2 separate regions of the Homo sapiens genome follow, and region 2 is linked to region 1. Evidence: read pairs that join two places in POLR2A ChIA-PET (ENCODE). Cell type or tissue: PC-9. All regions are shown on one strand. Each heading gives the region's core, and the rest is flanking DNA. Links, peaks and the distances in the headings are about the cores only. Region 1 holds the start of LOC124905104 (a long non-coding RNA gene). Region 2 overlaps SYN3 (synapsin III).

Region 1 (10,928 bases), core at 2,006-10,005:
TCGCCCAACTGGGAAGGCGGAATGGACAAGTGTTCTTCCCACCCTGCTTAACTTGGCCAAGAATCTGGCTTCATGGGTTAGGGCAGCCTGGGAACCAGCCAAGCCAGAGGAGACGAGCCTGCTTTGCCTGGGCCCTTCAATCAGTGCTGGGGTCAAAAACCTCCCTGTTCTGTTCCTTACTAGTGGCACAGTAAGGCAGAAAGTGTTGAGACTCAAGAGCAGAAAAATCCAGGCTGTCTAGTGGGGCGGTGAAGACCACAGACCACAGAACAGACACACCTGCTCAAATACTAGCTCTGCCATCATGCAGTGGGGTGACCGTGGGCAGAATTGGTGAGATTGCTCGGACTCTGGAGTCAGGAGGTCCGGCTCAAATCTGGCTTCACTATGTAGGTACATACTAGGTAAGTTACCTAGTCTCTCTCAGCTTCAGTATTTTCATCTGCAAAGTGGAATGAGGAGGACAAGGATGATAACACTAATAATTTCTGACATGTATGTTTATAGTAAAGAATAGAATTTATTACATGTATATATGTATATAAAGATCTTAAAATAGCTGTCAACAAATAGTAGCTGCTTTCATATTTAATTCCTCTTAAGTCCCAATTTTTTTCATCTGCAAAGTAGAAATAGGAGTGCCTACCTCAATGAGTGGTTATGAGAGTTTAAAGGAGATAATGCTTTAAAAGGTCTTGGCATATAAAAACAAATCAATAAATGTTAAAATATTATCAAATGGTTATTATTTTTGTTCCAGTTCCATCTCTATCTCTTAAACCAAGCTGCTGTACCTCTTTGGACCTCAGTTTCCCCATCTGTCAAGTGAGAGACCTGGATCAGATGGCTTCTCCAGTGTCACCGCACATGGGTTCCCTGCACTGGGACCCACAAGGCCTAGAAGTTACTTGCAGCAAAGCTGTCAGTAGCCTCTGAGCCTTGGTCAGCCCAAAAGTACCTCGAACAGCCCCATATCCCTGTGCACAGTTCATGAAACTAGAAATGGGGAGGGGAAGATGCCTTGCCTTTGCAAATGTTATCTTGACCTGTGCTGTAGTATTAACATGGCGGCCACTAACCACAGGTAGCTGAAACGCAACTAGTCCAAACTGAGATATGCTATGAGTGTAAAATACATAATGGATGTCAAAAACTTAATTTTAAAAATATTAAGATCTTATTAATAAGTGTAAAATTGATTACATATTGAAATGGTCATATTTTATACATATTGGGTTTAGTATTAAAATTAATTTCACTTTTTCCTCGTTTTTTTAAACATGACTATGGGAAAATTCAAAATTGCATACATGGCTCACGTGTAGCCACAATCCTGTTTCTCCTGAGCAATATCAATCTAGTTTTTTTCCCTTTCTGTCTCCCCGCTTGTGAGCCACCCAGTAAGAAACTCTTCTCAGAGGGATACCAGAAGGAATTCGAACTATTTGTAATTAACTTTTTGAAACAAAATAAAATCCAGATGTTAACTATCCAGGTGGAGCATTCTATTTTAGCAGCCTCCAGGAATCTCCTCTGGCTTAAAGGAGCCCTGAATAAATAAAATCTATCCAGCTGCCAAAGCACCCCATGATGTTACCATATTTATCAGCACCTGAAGTTCTAAATCTCCACTCTGGTCAAGCCATCTCTTGTCTTTCTCCGTTAGAAAAAGATGGGCAGTGGTTTCTGTTTTATTTTCCAAGGTACTTGCCACTGTTTAATACGGTAGCTTAGCAGTTAGGAATGGCCTTTTCTCATTAAGCTCAGCTCCCAATGTTTCAAACCAATCTCTTTCTTTCTTTCTTTCTTTCTCTCTTTCTTTCTCTTTCTTTCTTTCTTTCTTTCTGTCTCTCTCTCTCTCTCCTTCCTTCCTTCCCTCTCTCCCTCTCTCCCTCCCTCCCTCTTTCTTTCTTTCCTTCTTTCTTTCTTTTTTTTTCTTTCTTTCCTTTCTTTGTTTTCTTTCTTTCTTTCTTTCTTTCTTTTCTTTCTTTCTCTTTCTCTCTCTCTCTCTCTCTCTCTCTCACACACACACACACACACACACACACACACACACGAGTATTGCCTGGAAAGGCTGGAATGCTGTCTTTCTCAAATGTTCTTATTCATTCATGATACTTTTATTGAATGCCTACTAACATCAGGCAATGAGCTGGTGAGCAAGACTTGGCTCCCATCTAAGGGGAGGCAGTAATACCATGTAGTAATAATATGATGGCTGACATTTATCAGGTCCTTACTACATGCCAGGCAATGAGCCAGGCCTTTTATTTCCATTGTGTCTGTGAATTCTTCCACAACCTATGAGGTTAAGAGTACTATTATTGCATACTCCATTTTACAGATAGGAAAAATGAGACCAGGGAATTAACTTGTCCAGGGACAGGCAACTAGCCATGAACGAGGCCAAGGTTTGAGCCAAGTGGTCTAACTCCAGAACCTGTGCTCCAGCTCAGAAAGTGTGGGAAATGCAGGACACATTTTGCCAAAAAAAAAAAAATTGGGTGTTACTCACTCAGAGATCCGAGAATTGAAAGGAGATTCTAGAAATAAAATGGATTCCAGATCACAAAACTGGTGACCCACAAGGCTGAATCTGGCCCATGGACATGTTTTGTTTGGTCCACGTGTGTGTGTGTGTGTGTGTGTGTGTGTGTGTGTGTGTGTGTGTGTGTGTATCTTTTCAGAAGATGTTACATTAAAAATTTGGATTTCTTGCTTGTCCTAAGAGACTGGAAATCTGGCATCACTAGACTCACATCCTGATAGGCTGGAGCTGGACAGCAGCTGTCCCCTCCAGAAGGGACCTGGACTGTACGGTTCACCACAGTTACTGCCACTCTCTATTGTCTCCCCAACTCCAAAGCCAAAGCTCAGATGCTGTTTATCATCACACTTGCCCACTGTTTTATTGCTTGTCTTATAATAAAGAAATCATTTTTAGTACCTGTTTAGCTCTCCAAAATGGAAACCAAGAGAATGGGGAACCATAAACATATTTGGTAGGAGTGAGTAATATTCCAATATGTCTGATACTCAAATATCCAGCTTCTGTGCCTGGTCCCTGTAGGCACTGGGTTTGTGACATGGCATGGATGACAAGTGAGGAAATCCAGGCCAAAAGAGAATCAGCCAAAGAAGGAACTGGAACCCACACCCACCTTCCCACCTTAAGTATAAGCTTTTTATCCACTGCACTCATTTGTTCAGAACTGCACCCTGGAGACCAACCTGGATTCTGAGATTCTTGGATCTCTCAGTCCTTGCAGTGGTGAAGTTTGACCTTCCAAACTTCCTCAGGATCTTTGGAGCTTTCTATCCTGTCACTGGGGTTTCTCCCTGTCAGGGGAGCAGATAGTGACTGCCCAATGGGGCACACGTTTGATCTAAGTCTTCCAAATACCCTCCTCATTCACTTAAACAAAGGTTCCATCAGATCACACATGTGTTCATCTGAGCCAGACTTCCATGAGAGAAGTCCTCTCAGCAACAGAAAATGTTTGAGCCGAGCCATGAACCACATTTTCCAGAGTGAGGCACTGCTCAGGTAGGCTGTGGATAAGGAAAGCCTTATTTTGATGAGTATTGAGTCTTAATCCCATTTCTTGTCTATCAGCTTCTTCAGTGGTGTTAATGAGGTTCAATTTTTACCAAGCCCTCCCACAATCAGTGACAGGCCCTGAAGTGACCTTGAGTCTTAATTCTAGCCATCGACTAAGTCTGCAAGGTTGCTGTCTGTTTGGCAAATCAGCCCTGCTCCAACAGAAGTTTGGTGGTCAAATATGTCATCTGATAAAGTATCTCAGCTCACTAGAGGTTTTGTTCAGAGCCCGCATCCACTTTTGCAACCACAGAAATCCTGGCTCTTACCTTAATAGACCATATTTCTAACAAAGTTACCTACTGAAGGGTGTGGTTGACAGATTTAGGTGCTGAGTTATTCAGCTAAAGTAGAGAGCCCTTTCCAAGGGAACTTAGAGCCAGAAAAACTTGACCATAGTAGGCATTCAGTGAAATACACACCACATAGAGCCAATATCCTGCTGTTTTACAGATAAGAGACCAAACCCAGGGAGGTCAGTATCACCAAGGGGACTCCAGAGTCAGATGATGAACTAGGACTAGACCTTAGGCCTCCTAACTCCAGCCAGTGCTCCTCCTCCATGCCACACTGCACCTCCTAGCCCTGGCAGTGGATAGGGGAGCGGTTGCTGACTCTTCAGCCAAGTTCATTGTCACCATTCCATTTCTAGGGCCCTCTCTTTGGCTACCCTAGTGACTTCTACCTCTGCTTATCAATGGGAGCTGTCTAAAGAGGGAAGGGCAGCACCAGATCCTTGACAAGTGTTGGGCTTGCCCTCAGAAGACATGGGTTCCAATCCCATTCCATGTATTGGCTATATGGCTAAGCCACAGAACCCCGCCATTCTCAATACTGACATCCACTAACTAGGAACTATGACCGACCCCCCAATCACCATCCTGCTTTCCTCGTTGCGAAGTTGTCATCAAATGAGATCAAATGGACTTAAGACTCTAAAATGTGAAGAGTTGTGAAAATAGAGTAGGAACTTTGTTGTTTCTTTCTCTGCCCTGTGGGAAGCACTGTGACAAAATGGAACACATTAGATTTGGAGGCGGGGGGATCAAACCACGATTTTGAATTGAAACTCAGCTCTCTCTATATGACCCTGGAAAACATCACATCACACCACAGAGCGCCATTTTCCTCACCGAAAGTGAAGTGAGAATATCAGCTCTGCTCTATAACAACACTACTACTAAAAGCTCATGCTTATTCTTATTGAGCTATTCTGTGCCAAGAATCAGTCTCTTGTATAGACTAAGGGCTACAACTTTTTAGACTTGGGAAGATTCTACCCATTTTGCGACCTCTCCACCTGAGTCTTTGGCTCCCCACTTTTGGGGCCCCCCTCAGTCTGCTTATCTTTGATTTTCTTCCTCTCCAGACATGCCTTCCCTGCTGCCCCCAAATTTTATTACCGTATAGTCAGTTCTGGGATCCTAACATAACCAAGCCTTACCTCCTAACCCAGTGCCCTTTCAACTGTCTCAGTGGTTCCCAGCCTTTTCAACACTAAGGAATATTTAGTGCTAAACATTCCATGAAGTATTTCACTTAATTGCCAATGAAGTTACCACGTGGTACATAATATATTTCCCCCCATTTTAGAGATGAGGAAACTGAGGCAAAGAACCTGCCCAAGCTTGGGAGTAGCAGAGCTCACTAGAGCTATCATGTTTCCAAATCGAAAAGGCAGGGAGCTTATTCATGATGATAAAGTCTAAGTCAAAAGGGAGCCCTTCCTAAATACATGAGATGCAAACACCTTAGTCAAACACCTCAAGTCACGAAACCAAGTCTTCATGAAATCTGACCCTGGTTGCGAAACTCACCATCCCCACATCCTAATCCAGGCATTGCAGGAGCTCTGAAGTTTCTGAATGAAACAGCTCTTCTCTGCAGGCAGCCAGGCGGCCCTGTGCCTGACACCCTCATGGGCAGAGGCAGAGGGGATAATTACCATGTAGTATTTAAGATCTCTAGTTCCGGAATGGCTCTTGGAGGCTTGGTCAGCTCAGGACTTCCCCTCTCCACTCCCCAGTACCCACCCCCCGCCCAATCATCTAGGGCTCTGTTTTTCCACTAACTGAACTTTACCTTGGGCTCTCTGAGGCCAGATCGTACAGCTTTCCTTCCCTTCCCCACCCCCACAAAAAGCCAGGTGGCTGCAGGCTTGGAAACACTTATAGTTTCTTGTCTCCAAGCCGTGAATGCCACCATTAGGTGATCGGATTTACATGAACATAAATCAGACTTGAGTGTTGGGTAGTGTGGACTGTCCCTTCTGTGACAGCAAAGCCATCCTAGCCACACAGATGGCCTCTAAATGGGTCAGGAAAGGTTCTCTGGGGCCCCTCTGAAGCTACAAACACTAATTTTTTAACAGCTGAACAAAAAGACCTCTTAGTTCCACTGCAGCCCACATAGACACCTGTGGGCCTCCTGTCAAACAGTATTTAGTAAGTCCCTTTAGCTAGAATCAATACTTTGTGTACCCCTGGATGCCAGACATGAACATAGGAAAATATCTGAACCCATGTCACCTCCTCTGAAAGGATAGGGACCTCAACTAGGACACATCAGTTACCTGCTGTCTATCCCAGGCATGGTGGCAGCACTGTGGGTAACAGGGAGAAGTGACAATGGCAGTAAATGCATGGGACCTGCCCACAGGGAGAAGAGATGCTAAGCTGGCATGAAACTAAAGATTCTCAGGAGGGGCAAAGGACAGCGATATACCAAAGAAGCCAGGAGCTATTTTAGGCATATCAGTAAGCCAACCCAAATCCGACAATGCAATCACCCAGGAACCCATGAGAAAACTTCCCAGGCTTATGAAAACACCAACCGTCCTTGCTTTCGGCTATAATTAATTAGTATATTAGCTGATTGTGTCAGAATAATGACTGGCTAGTATCAGCAGTTCTAGTTATATTTTAATTTGTTTTTTAATGGAAAGTTAATCAACACTCAACACATGAAATTGTGTCGGATAACTGTTCCAAACACAGAACTTATTGGAGGGAAAAATTAATTTTAAAAAATTCCATAGTGTTGAAAAGTCTGGGAACCACTGAGAGAGTTGAAAGGGCACTGGGTTAGGAGGTAAGGCTTGGTTATGTTAGGATCCCAGAACTGACTATACAGTAATAAAATTTGGGGGCAGCAGGGAAGGCATGTCTGGAGAGGAAGAAAACCAAAGATAAGCAGACTGACGGGGACCCCAACAGTGGGGAGCCAAAGACTCATGTGGAGAGGTCGCAAAATGGGTAGAATCTTCCCAAGTCTAAAAAGTTGTAGCCCTTGGTCTATATGAGAGACTGATTGGAAACACAGGTTTTGGAGATAGGCTAAGCAAGTATAGGTTGCAAGTGGTGTGAGCTTGGGCAAGCCATTTGGCTTCCCTAGCCTGAGACAGCTCATCAGGCAGCTGGGATGACTGATAGGCAAGTAAGGAGCTTGGTACAGTGCCTGGCACATAGTAAGGGCACCAAACTTACTATGAAAATTACAGTATTATGTTTGTGATCTCCTGCAGGGTTGGCATTTAGAAATCTCCACTTTCTTCTCTGGGAGGGTGCTAGGGTATCATGTCCACCAGAAGACAGGACTAGACTTATCAAGTAATGCAGAGAGCATAGTGGGTGCTTACCCTCTAAAGTGGGTTAGGTTTATCCCTCTGGGTGGCACGCAGCCCTAAGTTCTTTCTCCCAGCGCAGGAATGATCCCCTCTGGGAGTTTCCCATGCAGCTTTGGAGAATTTGGGTTTTACTAGAGATGGTGTTTTTCAGCATGCTTAAAATATGGGCAAGGTTTATGACTGTTCGTCTGTACCAATGCCAAGGAGTGATCAGGGAAAGGAACCAAAGGAGACCTAGAGAATGAGAAGTTAATGAGGACTGTTCAAAACCGAGGGGGTGTCATGGGCCAAGAGCCAGAGAGACAGAGTATGAACAGCTGGAGCAGGACAGACCAGTGATGAGACTATGAGGATGAGGTAGGCAGGGTCCACACTGGCCCTTGTAAAAGCCATTTGATGATACTTTATCCTAAGAGTCCACTGAAGAGCTTTCATCAGAACAGGAATTCTTTCCTAAACCAGGCCTTCTAGCTCCCATAATAATGAGACCCCAGCGTCCTTCTTGGCTGGGGTCCACCCAGCCTCCCTCTCGGCAGTCCATCCTCCTCCTTGTGACCATCCCACTGCTCTCACCCAAGTGCCATCCATAGGCAACAAGAAGGGAGACAGATGAGTGAGTGCCCTTGCTGCCACCATGAGCCTGGCCAGCGGACAGCTTTGAGTCAGAAAGCAAAACCCTGTGTATGTGTGTTCAAAACACAGCCACATATACCTTTGAACCTGAGTCCATGTAAGTCCTCAAAGTCAAACAACTTGGTGTAATAAATGGTCCACTGCTTATTCTGAAAGCAAAATAAATACATAAAGCTATCTTCAACCGAATTACTCCAGCATGCAACAAGTCAAGGGTCACAGCTTTCCTGGCATTGCAGCCTTCCTCTCCCTATGAAAATACTCCCATTAACTTGATCTTCGTGGCCCTAATTTTGCTCCCTTTCAAAGAGACAAAAAGAAGGAAAAAAAACACTCAGTAAGTCAATAAAAATTATAAATTGTTTTTCTATTTGAGAGAAGCATGGGAGTCTCTTAAGCACAGGGCTCTAACATTCCTCCATCCCCTCATGTTGCATATATGAAAAGAACTGTGTTAACACAGCCACTGTGGAGGCCAAATTGGCAGGAACTATTAAAATTGAAAATGCATATTATATAATTATAATAATATAAGAGTATGTAGTAGTATATATAATATGATATGGTATAATGTGACCTATAGTATAGTTGTTAAATATATTTTAGAGCCAGGGTGAAGGGGCTTAAATACAGGCTGTATTCCTTGCTAGCAGTATAACCTTAAACGAGTTACCTCATTTTTCTAAGCCTCAGTTTCCTCAGCTGTAAAATGGAGATGACAATAGCACACCTCCCTCATAAAACTGAGAGAATTAAATGAGTTAATGTAAGTTAATGACTTAGAATAATGCCTGGCACATAGTAATCACTCTATACTTATTAGCTGTTTAAAATTATAACCTCATGAAATACATAAAAGAAATATATATATTATATATATAATATATATGTAAATATAATATATATATATTATATATAATATATATTATATATAATATATATTATATATTATATATTTATATATTATATATAAATTATATATTTATATATTATATATTTATATATATATATCCTCCAAACCATCAATCCACAGTAATAAAAGGACTTGGTTTGTCTCACTGTGGCCAGGGAGAAGTAAAGTTAATAGAGACAAGACATTTCAAGGTTCCAAGACTCTTCCCTTAAAGGTGGGGATGAGTTAGGGGTCCCCAGGGGGAGCTACCCAGTCTGCCAATGTGGTGGGAGGAAAGCCAGGGGGGCAGTCAGGAGACTGGGTCCCAGCTGGAGAAGGTGCTCCTCTGACAGTTTTATATATATATTAAGTAGAAAGATCTCTAGTACGCATTGTTGAATGGGAAACAAGCAGAATACTATATGTGGTATTATGTGGTATTCCATGATGTTTAATGTTCTACTATTCATGTTTCTAAGGGAAAAACTACTATAAATTTGCTATGGATACCTATGTATGTAAATGTATAGGAAGAAAAGGATTTGGAGAAGGGACTAGAGTTAGAAAAAGTAATCAGAAAGGATTTTACTCTTCTCCGATTTTAGATAGAGAGATAGATAGATAGATGATAAATGATAAATAGAAATGGATATATCATAGATATACAGAGAGATACATACATGGACATAGAATGTATTCATATACTTGTAGCTTTTAAAATATAGATAAAACAGGCCAAGATGGTACAAATTGTTATTCCCCTTGTATAAATAAGAAAACTAAAGCTCAAAGGTAGCCCATATGTGCCTAGGCACACACAGCCAACAAGCCCCAGAGGAAGGAGTGGAGCTCAGATCTGCCCTCCCCATTGCCTTTCCACCACTCCACCCTGCCTCTCAAGGCCACCCAGGAGTAGACTATGACAAAAGGTAGAAGAAGGGGCCTCCTTGTCCATACTGGCTGGAATGGTAAAAGCCAAGTGCGATGGAGAATCGTGTTGTTGTTTTTGTTTTTAATTAATGAACCTGTTGGAATGTGCCATTCAGCAGTGGAGCTGAATGGTTCCTGCTGTTCATGCAAAACAAACAAAAATCCCTCCACCCAAGCTACTTCTGTGGCCACTTTTCTAGCCTTATCTATCCAGGGACTGTGAAAGGGACACAGAACTGTCAGAGGGGCACCTTCTCCAGCTGGGACCCAGTCTCCTGACTCCCCCTGGCTTTCCTCCTACCACACTGGCAGACCGGGTACCTCCCACTGGGGAGCCCTAACTGATCCCACCTTTAAGGGAAGAGTCTTGAAGCCCTGAAATGTCTTGTCTCTATTAACCTTACTTCTCCTTGGGCCACAGTGAGACAAACCAAGTCCTTTTATTACTGTGGCTTGATGGTTTCAAGGGTCTTTTCCAGATCTAATAGCCAAAGAACATTAGAATTTTCCTCTATGATACACTAGAATAATAATAAGCTCTCCCTCCCTAAAGATGATGTTTAATTAAAACCTCTGGCCATTTTGGCTATCTTCATATTTTTAAAGAAAACCCAGATGTAGAAGAAAAGCATTCTTCAAATGTTAACCATCCATTCCATCTCCTGGTCACCTTAGAATGTCATGTGTCAATGAAAGTTGAAAGGTTTTTGAAGCATGGTATAACTGATAATACGTTTTAGCTTTATCATTTAGCAACTGGGTGGCCTTGGACAAGCACAGTCTCTTCAGCCTCAGTGTTTTCCATCTGAAAAATGGGTGCAATACCTACTCTTAAGGTTGCTGTGGGGGGTCGGGGGAGGGGGTGAAAGAGATGGCATTTGGGAAGTGCGTGCAACCAGGAGGGGCCTAAGACATGTCTCTTCCCTCCTCCAGCTGGATAGCAGCTCTCCTCCTTCCATGGTTCCAAGACATCCACAGCCTGGGTCCCCCAGACTTGCCCTACCAAGTGCTGGCGCCTCTCCAAAGTCTGATTCTTTCTATTTTCCTTAAGTTGCAAAGCCCAGTGTTGAGGTGTAATTGTGTGTAAGAGGGAGAGGGGATGGATCTGGTTTCTTTGAAAATGGCTTCTTTGCTAAAACGACAACCTCAGATCTGATACTGAAAGAATCTGCTGGCACTGGCCCCTGTCAGAACAATTTGGAGCTATCCAGGGGCCATCCTCTGGGGCTGGCAGCCGGCCCCCCAGC
Region 2 (10,928 bases), core at 2,043-10,042, 270 kb after region 1:
GACCCCAGTGCACAACCACTCAAACGAAGACAGAAGAGAAGGGTTCCCAGAGGGCGCCTGCCCACTCCTGCATTAAACCACTATGTCTGTGCTTTCTCCCTTTGCTCTCTTTGTCTACTCTGTGAAAGAATGCATGATGTATTCCACAAAAATTTACTTAGGGCTTGTATAATAATTGGGATAAATTTCAGCTGCCATAACAAAGACTTACAAAGGCATAAACAAACTAGGACTTTCTTTCTCTGCTCTGCACAAAAGCAGCCCAGGGCTGGCCTGGAACTACCATGGTTTCATGACCATGGACTTCTTCCATCTTACTGATCATCCATGCCTGGTGTGTTGCCCTCAGCTACACTGTCAAAGATGGTCCACACTCCAGCCAGCAAGGGGAGAGAAGCGAGGAGTACAAAGCCCTCCCCTGCCCTTTAACGGCACAGCCTGGAAGTTCATACACCTCTTCCGCTCACATCTTGTTGGCCAAAATGTGGCCACACAGCGGTATGAAGATGCCAGGGAGAGGAGAGAGTGTAAAGTGTACCCTGGATGGACACATGCCCCCCATATCAGGGTGCATCATGACTGTAAAGCAGGAAAATGATGCTGTGGACAGCTAGACACTTCCGAGGTAGCCCACTCTGTGCTCAGGGCTGTCTAGGAAACCAAGGTGCCAAAGAAATTCTGGTTCTTTCCAAGGCCACCAAGGACAGAAATGTGAGTTAAACAAGCCGTCCCTGCAAACGCTCACCCGATTCTTTCATTTTGGCAATTCCGATTCTCTCCACCTGACCCTGAATACTGGCTGAGATGAAACCCCAGGATAATCAAAGGGGCATTGGAAGAAGAGGTGGCAACATAGACTGTGAAGAAGTTGCCAGAAAGAAGGGTGAGAACTGGGAAAACAGTGGTACAGAAATCATATTTCCCAAAGTTCACTAATTTCAGGTGCTACAGAGGGTCAACGCAGGGCAAGGACCAGAGGCATTCTATGGGATTTGCCAAAGAGTGGACTAAAAGGGACCTTGGCCAAATCAGTCTCAGGAGAATGGTAGGGAGTAAAACCTAAAGAAAGTGGGTTGAGGGGCAAGTGGGGAATGAAGATGTAGAGATAGACAGTGGTGCGTAACTGAGGTTCTGAAAAGCAGGAACATGTTGAGGAGAATGGTGGATCCTTGATCACGTTAATCCAAAGAATAAAGAATCAATGAAAAGCAAGAGAGTAAAAATAATGAGCAGAAATGTCATTTGGCTGCTTTAACAAAGACCCACATAATAGGGGCCAGGCGCAGTGGCTCGAGTGTGTAATCCCAGCACTTTGGAAGGCCGAGGCGGAAAGATCGCTTGAACCAAGGAGTTTGAGACCAGCCTGGTCAACATAGTGAGGCCCTGTCTCTACAAATAATCAAAAACTAGCCGGGCATGGTGGTGCACGCCTGTAGTCCCGGCTACTCGGCCGGCTGAGGCAGGAGAATTGCTTGAGCTCAGGAAGTCAAGGCTGCAGTGAGCCATGATCATGCCACAGCACTCAGCTTGAGTAACATATTGAGACCCTGTCTCAGAAAGGGAGCTTCACAGTGCTAGTGACCCAGGTCCTTCCATCTTTCTACTCAGCCATCCTCAACATGCAGCTTCCATCTCATGGCCCAAGATGGAGGCTGCTGCTCATACCATCATGTTCACATTCCCTGCCAGAGCAAAGAAGGAAAAAGGACGGGGAAGATTATTTTCATCTTCAGGGCACCACCCAGAGGTTGCTAATATCACGGCTACCCAGGTTTCACCGGCCAGAGCTTGGAGACTCAGGCACATCTACCCGCACGACAGACTGGAGCAAAGTAATCTCTGGCTGAGGAGGCCAGGTACCCAGCTAAAACCAAGGGCTTAGAAGGCCCAGAACAAAGGAAGGAGGCACACCACCGCCACTGCAGCTGGGAGGAAGAAGTGGGGTAGCTGAGTTTGAAAAGGGCTGGAAAATAGGGAACTCTTGCCTGGTCACCTTTATTTTCTCTGCAAATTGAGACCTGGAGTCATCACTCAGAGAGCCAAGAAGAGAGATGGCTTTTCCAGCCTCTCTCCTGTTGCTGTTTAGGTCCGTTGTGGTAGAACAGGCAGGCACCTACTTACAGACCCCTGAGATGGTTCAAGGAAAAGCTGTGCCTTCGGAGTCCAGAGTTTCAAGCCTAGCTCTGGGCTCAGCTGCTTTATAACCTTGAGCAAGTCAAGAAATCTCAGTTTCCTTATCTGTTAAGTGACCACGACAGTGCCCAGCCTGCCTGCCTGCTCACAATCCTGTTTGGGCCCCACGGAGAGCTGTAAAGACTCTGCATAAGCATCAACGCTGGTGGAAATGTGAGTGGGCATTCTTGTGGGAGGGACAGAGTTGCCAAGGCAAAGCTGAGCCACAAAGGGCAGGCAGAAAAGGGCTGAGAGGAAGATCGGAAGGACGTGAGATGGGGTGTGGCCGAGACCAACCCCACGTGGACCGCCTAGTGCCCGGCCACTCCACAGGGCTCTGCCCGTCTCTGACCCAGCATCAGAACTCCTCTGCTGTCGGGGTGAGGGTGACAGGGAAGTGGGGAGCCGCTTCTGGACAAGCAGGGCTCCCGTGGCCAGTGGGAGGGAGCAGCTGGCCCAGCTGTCCACAGCCGCTGGGAGTCAGCCTCTGTTCTGTCTTAAGATCACTATCATAGAGCCTTGGCCTCGTCCTCTGCGCTTGGCCTTGGAAGCTCTCCTGGGACCTCTCCCCAAGCCCAGGACACCTCTCTGTGTTCCTGGCTCAGTCTAGTCAACAGTGTGAGTTTCTCTCCCAGCCTCTGGCCTAGCAAAGCTGGCCTCTCCAGTGTGTGCCTGTGTGCGCGCGCACACACACACACACACACACACATACACACAAACAGAAGCACTGCATACTATATACCACATGTACAACACACACCACACACAGCAAACACACCACACACATATCACACACTACACACACACACAGAAGCACCGCATACTACACACCACATGTACAACTCACAGCACACACAGCAAACTCACCACACACACATATATCACACACTATACACACACACATATGAATACACAAAGAACATACCACACATAGCATACAGCAAATATGCAAACACACCACACACAGACATCTCCCACAAACTCCACAACACTCACCAGCATGCATGCTCCCTACACATACACACCATGCACACATGCACGCTCCCTTCTTCCTAATGGCCCCTCTGTGTCTCATATCACACCCATCCATTCCATCCTCTACACAGCTGCTTCAGTGATTTTGCTAAAACGCAAACTACACCATTTCCTTATTTAAACTCCACTCCCTCTTCCAGTGGCTTTCCAGAAAATTCAGGCTAAAAATCCTAGCTCCTTCCCAGAGACTGTGGCCCTCCACAGTCTGTTCCCCCATGGCCCGTGCCGCATCCCCCATCAGCGAGTCTGTGCCACCTGCCCTTTCCCCCACTGTGGGTTCCTCGTGCATCTCTGGAGGATGGCCCCACTACCTACCTCATCCATCTGAAACATGTTCATCCTTCCAAACCCAGTTCAGAGCTCACCTCCTCTGTAAAGCTTTCTTGACCACCCAAGCAGAATCACTCCCTTCCTCTCTGCAGCTCGTGCGGTGTGTGGTGGAATGATTTGCTTCCCGTGTCTGTCTCCCCTGCCAGCAGGTGACCTTCTGAAGGGAATTCGTGTCTATAGACAGAGCACTTGTTCCTGGCATAGGGTGGGCTCAGTGAACACGGGGTGGGTGGCACTCATCCCCCTCATCCTCCCACACAGATCAAAGTGGAAAACCAGCTTGACTTCCAGGACATCACCAGCGTGGTCGCCATGGCCAAAACCTACGCCACCACCGAGGCCTTCATCGACTCCAAGTACGACATCCGCATCCAGAAAATTGGATCCAACTACAAGGCTTACATGTGAGTCTCTGGGGCAGGGGCTGGGGGAGTGTGGGAGGAAGGCAGCCCAGAGGTGCATGTCCAGCCGCTGTCTCCTGCACCCAAGGGTGCATCATTATCCTCCTTCCTGTCTCCTTACTGCCCTTCTTCTCTGTCCAGTGTGGCTGAGGGGCTGATGTCCAGTCACTGCTTATCCCTGGGCAGAGATCTGTCTACCCAAGCAAGGGCTGTTTCCTCCAGAGCAAGAAAGGTGCTTGGCATGTCTAGGGAACTGCACATACACACAGGATATATGTCTTTGAGAGAGAAATTTGGGGACAAATCAAGGAGGGCTTTGAATACCTTGCTGAGGGTTTTGGAGTATTTTTCTCTTCTCTTCTGAGCAAAGGGTCTGATCTGTGTTTATAAAAAGGTGACCATGAGGCTGGGAGGTGCAGAACGGTTTCTCTGAAGCCAATAAGACCAGTTAGGAGGTTACACCAGATTTCTCTGCCTGCAAGCAACAGAAACCACATCTCATTAACTTAATGGGTTTTTAAAGGGAATTTACTAGAAAACCATGGGTTATCAGAAACTTTAAAAAAGCAAACAAAAATATCTCCCAACTCAATTATCAATTTCAGAAACATTCAGATACAGAGTAGCCCCAGGAAGGTGGGCAGCCAGAAATAATAATAAACAATTTTCATGGCATCCCTACTGGTAAATGAATCTGCCCTAGTCATTTTCAAGGCTTAACTCAAGATTGTGATTCCGTGGAAAAAGTACTGATTAGTCCAACTTTGATCGCATTTTATTGATTAGAGAAAAGCAGAAAACTTTATAAGAAGGCATGCAGTGTGGGCAGAGCCATTGCCCAGTGGAAATAGAGGTGCTGAATCTAGAGGAAAAGGAAAGAATGCCAGGCAGAGAAAAGCAGCCCGCCTTCACCCTAGAGGTGGTTCAACAAAGCACGGATTACATGGGGCTGTGGTTATAAGGATGAATGGGGACTTCTGGAATAGGCAGACTGTCTCGTTCTTGGGAGAGGTCTTTGCTCCAAGCCCTCTCTATCTTTCACTCTGGAATGTTATTGTTAGTTCCACTTGAAATGATGAGACCCCAGAGGGCCAATCGTTGCCTGGTTGCCAAGCATTTATGGGGCACTGACTGTGTGCAGGGCTCCATATCTGAGGACTGCAAGGGTTAGCCCTGGACAGCTGGAAAGTCCCTCCATCCGCAGGCTTCTGTGTGGGTAGCTTGTGCTTTAAGCTAGGGTTGGCAAACCACAACCACAGGCCGAATCCAGCTGCCACCTGTCTCTAAATACAGTTCTGTTGATCACAGCCATGCACGCCCATTTATGGATTGCCTGTGGTTGCTTTAGCACTACCTGGATTGCCTAGACCAAGGGTCAGCAAACTTTTTCTGTAGAGGGCCAGGTGGTAATTTTAGGCTTGACGGGCTATATCGTCTCTGTTGCAACTACTGAGCCCTGTCATTGCTTGTGAAACTGGAGGAGGTGCAGGCAGTTGCCCTAGAAGGAAGTGTTCCCAGGAAAGGGATGGAGCTCATTCTTGAGGAGTAACTGCCCTATTCCACTAATCAACCTCTTCCTCCTGTGAGGCAAGCCAGACCTGCCACTGCTCTCAGATGGCCTCGGGGTGATAAAATCACCTCCTCCCTGCCCCCTCTGAGTTATGGCCCATTCCAGTGCGTTCCTGAGGCCCCTGCCTTCAGCCATGATATCATTTCCCTCCTCTCTTCATTGTTTGAGCTTCCACTTGACATTGACGACACCTTGTCCCAGTTTTTTTTTTTCTTGAGGATTACCTCATTGCAGCATTTTTCTGCTGAGCCTCCCTGGCCTGACAGCTCCACTTTGTCATTACTTACCGAGTTTCCTGGACCTTGGGCTGGCCCATCTCCAAAGGAGGGGGTTCATGTCAGACTTCAGTGTAGAATTTCCCCGGCCATTCAACCCCCTCTCTGGCCCACTCCTTGCCCTGCACTCGGGCCTTTGTGCTTGTCGCTACTGGGCTGTCATTCTTTCTAAGTCCTAGCAGACACAGTAAGGAAGTACATGTGTGTATCCTTACCCGTGTATACACATATATCCATAATTTTTTCTATATGTTCCCATCCACATCCCTATGAAGCTAAACAGAGTCCTATGGATGTCCCTGACTTTCATCTGGTACCACTTCGTTCATTTTAGCCTTTCCTGATTGCTAATCTATAACTTCCCACTCCAACAGAGAAAAATCCAGCTCCCCCATCCACCATCTATTCCACTTTTTTGGTTCCATCTCAGTGTATGTGCCCAGTCTCAGAATGGTTCACCTGTAGCTCCATGGGAAACAACCTTGCCAACTACGGTGCAGTGCCTTATGGCTCCTGGTGGTCATCTATTCTCAGCATTTTTACTTCAATTTTCTCTTACAATGATACATTTTTGTGTCAATTCCTCTCACCAGTTCACCCTTTGATCTCAATGACATAGCTTCCCTTGACCGTAAGACAAATAGCTTTACCTCCACCACTATGCTTAAACTCGTTCAGTCTTTGCCGAGGCCAGATGCATCATTAGTGATAGATAGCTTGTCTGGATTCTCCCCCAGTGTACACAGTTCCTCACCCAGTAGGTGCCTACTGGGCACCTACTACCTGCCGGATCCCACTGGATACTGGGTATACAGGGGATGAAGTTAAACATGTCCCCTACCGTCAGGATTCTCCTCCATCAGAGAAGAGAGGACACTAATGCAGTCATCAGAAGGGAGATGAGCATTACTGAGCATTAGTGTAGGGCGTAGTACCGGGCAGTCTATTTTTGCTGTGTAAAGGTGGGCTGTCAGGAAGTCGTATGTCAGATGAAACCTGAAGGATGAGCAGGACTTAGGGAGGCAAAGATGGAGACAAAGACTGTACGGAGTAAAGGGAAGAAGACCTGCAGAGGCCATGACATTGGGAAAGAGCCATGGGCAGTGGAGCACCGGAAGGGAGGTCGGTTGTTACTGGAGCAGAAAGGGCAAGGAAACAGAGAAGGATGGCAAGACAGTCAGAGACCAGAAGGCCTTCCTAATCTTCACCAGAGAAAAGTAGTCACTTCTCTCTAAGGATCACTTTTCTAACATTTTGGGGCCCTCAAAAGATTCCAGAATCACCAGGGGCTATACACACTGCCCTCATTCTCCTCAAAAACAGGCCAAAGTTTGGGGGATTTCATCAGATGATGTAGGCATTTTTTAATTTAATCTTTCAATTTCAAAGATGACTTAGAAAACAATACCTAGGATCCAACAAATAAAAAAGGCAAACAGCATGAAGGGAAATAAACATAGGAAAATATAGTTGAAGACAAGGTGTGTACGTAAGAATACATGCCATTACGTGAGCCAGTTATTTGAATCAGAGCCTCCTAACAGCCAAAGCAAAGAAGGAAAGCAGATCAGTGACGAGGGTCCCTAATTCCCTCAATGTGTTGTTTGTTCTGGTACAGGAGAACCTCCATCTCTGGGAACTGGAAGGCCAACACAGGCTCTGCCATGCTGGAGCAGGTGGCCATGACAGAGAGGTAAGAGACAAAGGAGGTGTAGGGAGAGGCACTGGCCATAGTAGGAGCTGAAGGGGGAATGCAACAAAAGGCCCTGAAGAGAAGGCCACTCCGCCCTCCGTCCAGTGCCTCACCATCCACAGAGCACTTTTTTAGACATGATCATCTTCACTGCCCACAGCAACCTACAGGGCAGGTATTAAAATAACCCCATTTTACAGATGGGAGAAGAAAACTCAGAGAGGGGAAGTGATTTGTCTAGGATCACAGAGCTAGTTGATGACAGAGCTGAGAGTAGAACCCTGATGTCATGACTCCAAGTCCGAGGTCTTTCCAGCCCTGACCAGCTGCTATAGGAAGAGGTCAGGAAGCCCTGGCCAGTCCCTCCTGTGCTCTGACAGCTGCAAGGAAGCATTATTAGGAGACCAGGCATATTGGAGAGTCCACTTCTCTCTCAAGCGTCCTTCCATCTCAATATGAATAGGGAAAGGTTGACGTCCCATGAATCATGCATGTTTTAGGGATGCTCTCTGGCTGAAGGGTTTTTCGGTCTTTCTCCCTTTAGACACTGTGTGCCAGCCCCACTTAAGGAAGTGCCGGCCGGGTGCGGTGGCTCACACCTGTAATCCCAGCATTTTGGGAGGCCGAGGCGGGCAGATCACCTGAGGCCAGGAGTTCAAGACCAGCCTGGCCAACATGGTGAAACCCCATCTCTACTACAGATACAAAATTAGCCAAGCATGGTGGTGGGTGCCTGTAATCCCAGCTACTCGGGAGGCTGAGGCAGGAGAATCACTTGAACCCAGGAGGCGGAGGTTGCGGTGAGCTGAGATCGTGCCATTGAACTCCAGCCTGGGCAAAAAGAGCAAAACTCTGTTTAAAAAAAAAAGGGGGGGAAGGGTCGAAGGGCCAAGTCAGCTGGTCTCAGGGCCTGCCACATACATACCTTCTTGCCTGCATGCCCTGTGACCTCTGCTAGCAGCCACACAATAGCAATGGACAGAGCATGGGCTGTGAACTCAAAAAGCTCTGTTCAGTAAACACCTATTGAGTACCTACTGCAGGCCATGTTGTGCTGAGCGCTAAAGGATGAAAAAATCCAATCCTTCCCTCTAAGAACTCTGTATCGGTTGCAAGGGCTACCACACAAACCAAATTGGTTTGCGCAGAAAGGGGGATTTACTGGCTCATGTCACTGACGACTCCAGATATACAGTGTCAGGTAAGGCCTTAAGGCTCCTCCTCTGCCCACCCAAGTTCAGCTTCTTTGTGTGTTGGCTTCATCCAGGCAGGCTCTTTCATTTCATGGTGGCACACAGTGGCTCCAGGCTTTCATCCTCACAGTGTCAGGTTCAAAAGAAGGAAAACTTCTGTTTCCCAGTCATTTCAACCAAAGCCTAGAACTGAGCCATATGTACTGGTTGGCCTGGCTTAGGTCACATGACCATCCCTGAACCAATCACTATGGCCCAAGACACTGCAACGCTGTGATTGGAGGCCTATGTCAGGTCTGCACCCCTGGAGACTGGAGTGGGAGCATCCCCTACAGCAACAAAGACTGAGTGTGACCTTAGGCATGCTCATGCTTTCTGAGCTTCTTCAACTGCAAAACGAAAGCAGTAGTAATACCCAAGTCAGAGTGCAGGTGTGAGGACTGAATGAGAGAGGGCTGCACCTAATCCAGAACCAGCCCCTGGCAGGGAGGAACACCTGTCCTTCCCATCAACCCCAGGGGGCAGCTGCCACCTTCAACCTGGGAACCCACCTGTGCTAATGAGTCTCTTGGAGGCTGCGCTCATGACCTGGCACGACTGAATCATGTGGCTGAGGCAGTCACCTCCTTCCCCCAACAGGTGTTCACGGGACAGTCGTGGCCATCTTCTCTATGGCCCTTCCGGAATGTGAGCCCAGCCTTCCCCAGTGCCTCCTGAGCCACTCACAGATGTCCCCAGCAGGCCACCTATCCCTGGCTCTGCCAAGTCCCAGGCTGCATGGGCCATCCCTGGAGGAACCTAACGTGGGAGTGGGCCTGCCCAGGCCTGGAATCCACTTTCCCTTTTCCAATCACAGGCAGAACTCCAGGGTCTGGGCTGGAGAGATCCCCAGTCCTATCCCCACAGGAGCAAAATCCATACAGGGACTCATACACAGGGCCTGACCCCGCCCTCCACTGGCTCGCCTGCTTGCCAGGTGGCCTGACTCCTGGGCAAAACCAATGATGTCGCTTGGTCAGTGCTAGTCCCACCTGGCAGGAGGGGAGCAGGGCCCCCCCCCCGATTCTCCAAGCACTCTCACGCTGCTGTACGCCTGCAGCCCCTTCCTAGACCCTGGGATGCCTGTGCCCTATGGGGCGTAGCCAGCAGGGGACCCCAAGGTTCATCCTTTCAAAACAGCCTCTGGAAACAGCTGCCTCTGGACCTCAGCTCAAATTTCCACGTTCCATTGAGAAGAAACCTGATTTATGAGTGTGTCTCAGGGCAGAGCTCACCCTGTGTGTGGCACCCACAAGTCAGCCACTGGGGCCAAAAACGAGGACCCTGATCAGAGAGCCCAGAGGATTCTTCGAGCTCCAAGGACCCAAGGTTGTCCCCAAACGTGGCCACGTATCAGAATCACATGAAAAGCTTTAAAAAATTATAGAAATTACTCTAACATAGGGTGGAGCCCCAAGTCTGGCTGTTTGTGCGTTTAACTCTCCTGGTGATTCTGATGTACAACCAGAATCAGATCTAGGCTTTCCCATTTTATGATAAGAGGGAGAGGCTTTTCCAAAATTATTAAGGAATTAATAGCAAGAATGTAGGTCCCTGGTCTCCCATGCTGAGTGAGAATGGATGGGCTGGGGCACCTTCAGAATGAGAGGAAGGGTGGCTTGCTTGGAAGCTGGAATCAGACAGGATCTGGATTTGGAAGCGGTACAGTCACTTAATCATCGCTCTGAGCCTGTTCCTCCATCAGTAAGATGGGTTAAAACCTTCCTCATAGAGTTGTGCTGGGATTCGAGGGAATGAGGAGTCAGCCCCCGGGCCCAGAATGCCTGGAACATACCAGGAGCTCCATGGGTGTGAGTCTCCATCCTTCTTTTTATTTGATGATCTCACATGCTCCGTGCTACAGCTGAATGAGAAAACTGGACTGGGAGTCAAGGAGATCGAGGGAATCCTGGTGTTCTTACACCTTACTGTGTGATCTGGACCAGCCACCCTCCCTCTCTGGGCCTCAGTAGGCTTTGGTGGATGAGATGAGACTCCATTCTAAGAGCATTCCAGTCACAGTCCCTCCTCATCCCAGCACTTGTGGCTCAGAGACGCAAAGCGATGTGAGAGTAGGCGTGCCCCGTGTGACCCTGGAGAGTGAGAAGCAAGAACATTGACACAGAGTCCCCTGTGACTCCCAAATCCAGCCCACAGGGGAAGCTAAGTGCAAAGCTGGAACAGTTTCTTCACATACAACCACCCCCTTGTTGCAGGGTC

The links. Peaks named below come from ENCODE experiments on the same cell type or tissue, not always from the same donor. Only the 100,000 strongest peaks of a DNase experiment are listed, where the experiment ranks them.
Region 2: POLR2A ChIA-PET joins it to region 1 with 12 read pairs; 7 of 35 experiments call an interaction of 5 or more read pairs at or near these places.

The regions. Positions count from the first base shown.
Region 1 is chr22:32,805,236-32,816,163 of GRCh38, reverse strand. All of the region lies in intron 6 of SYN3 (synapsin III), which reads left to right. All of the region lies in intron 1 of TIMP3 (TIMP metallopeptidase inhibitor 3), which reads right to left. LOC124905104 (a long non-coding RNA gene) reads right to left here and starts at 4,848. Exons shown (of 2, transcript XR_007068068.1): 1 at 2,033-4,848; 2 at 1,824-1,863. In PC-9, for the core only: no CTCF peak of the experiment used is centred there; a DNase peak (open chromatin) is centred at 5,423; H3K4me3 peaks cover 3,713 bases; H3K27ac peaks cover 6,530 bases.
Region 2 is chr22:32,534,584-32,545,511 of GRCh38, reverse strand. It overlaps SYN3 (synapsin III), which reads left to right. Exons shown (of 14, transcript NM_003490.4): 8 at 3,799-3,941; 9 at 7,402-7,476. LOC124905103 (a long non-coding RNA gene) reads right to left here. Exons shown (of 3, transcript XR_007068067.1): 2 at 3,573-4,413. Among named protein-coding and RNA genes, the nearest start is that of SYN3-AS1, 35 kb to the left of the region's middle. In PC-9, for the core only: no CTCF peak of the experiment used is centred there; a DNase peak (open chromatin) is centred at 5,621; H3K27ac peaks cover 2,533 bases.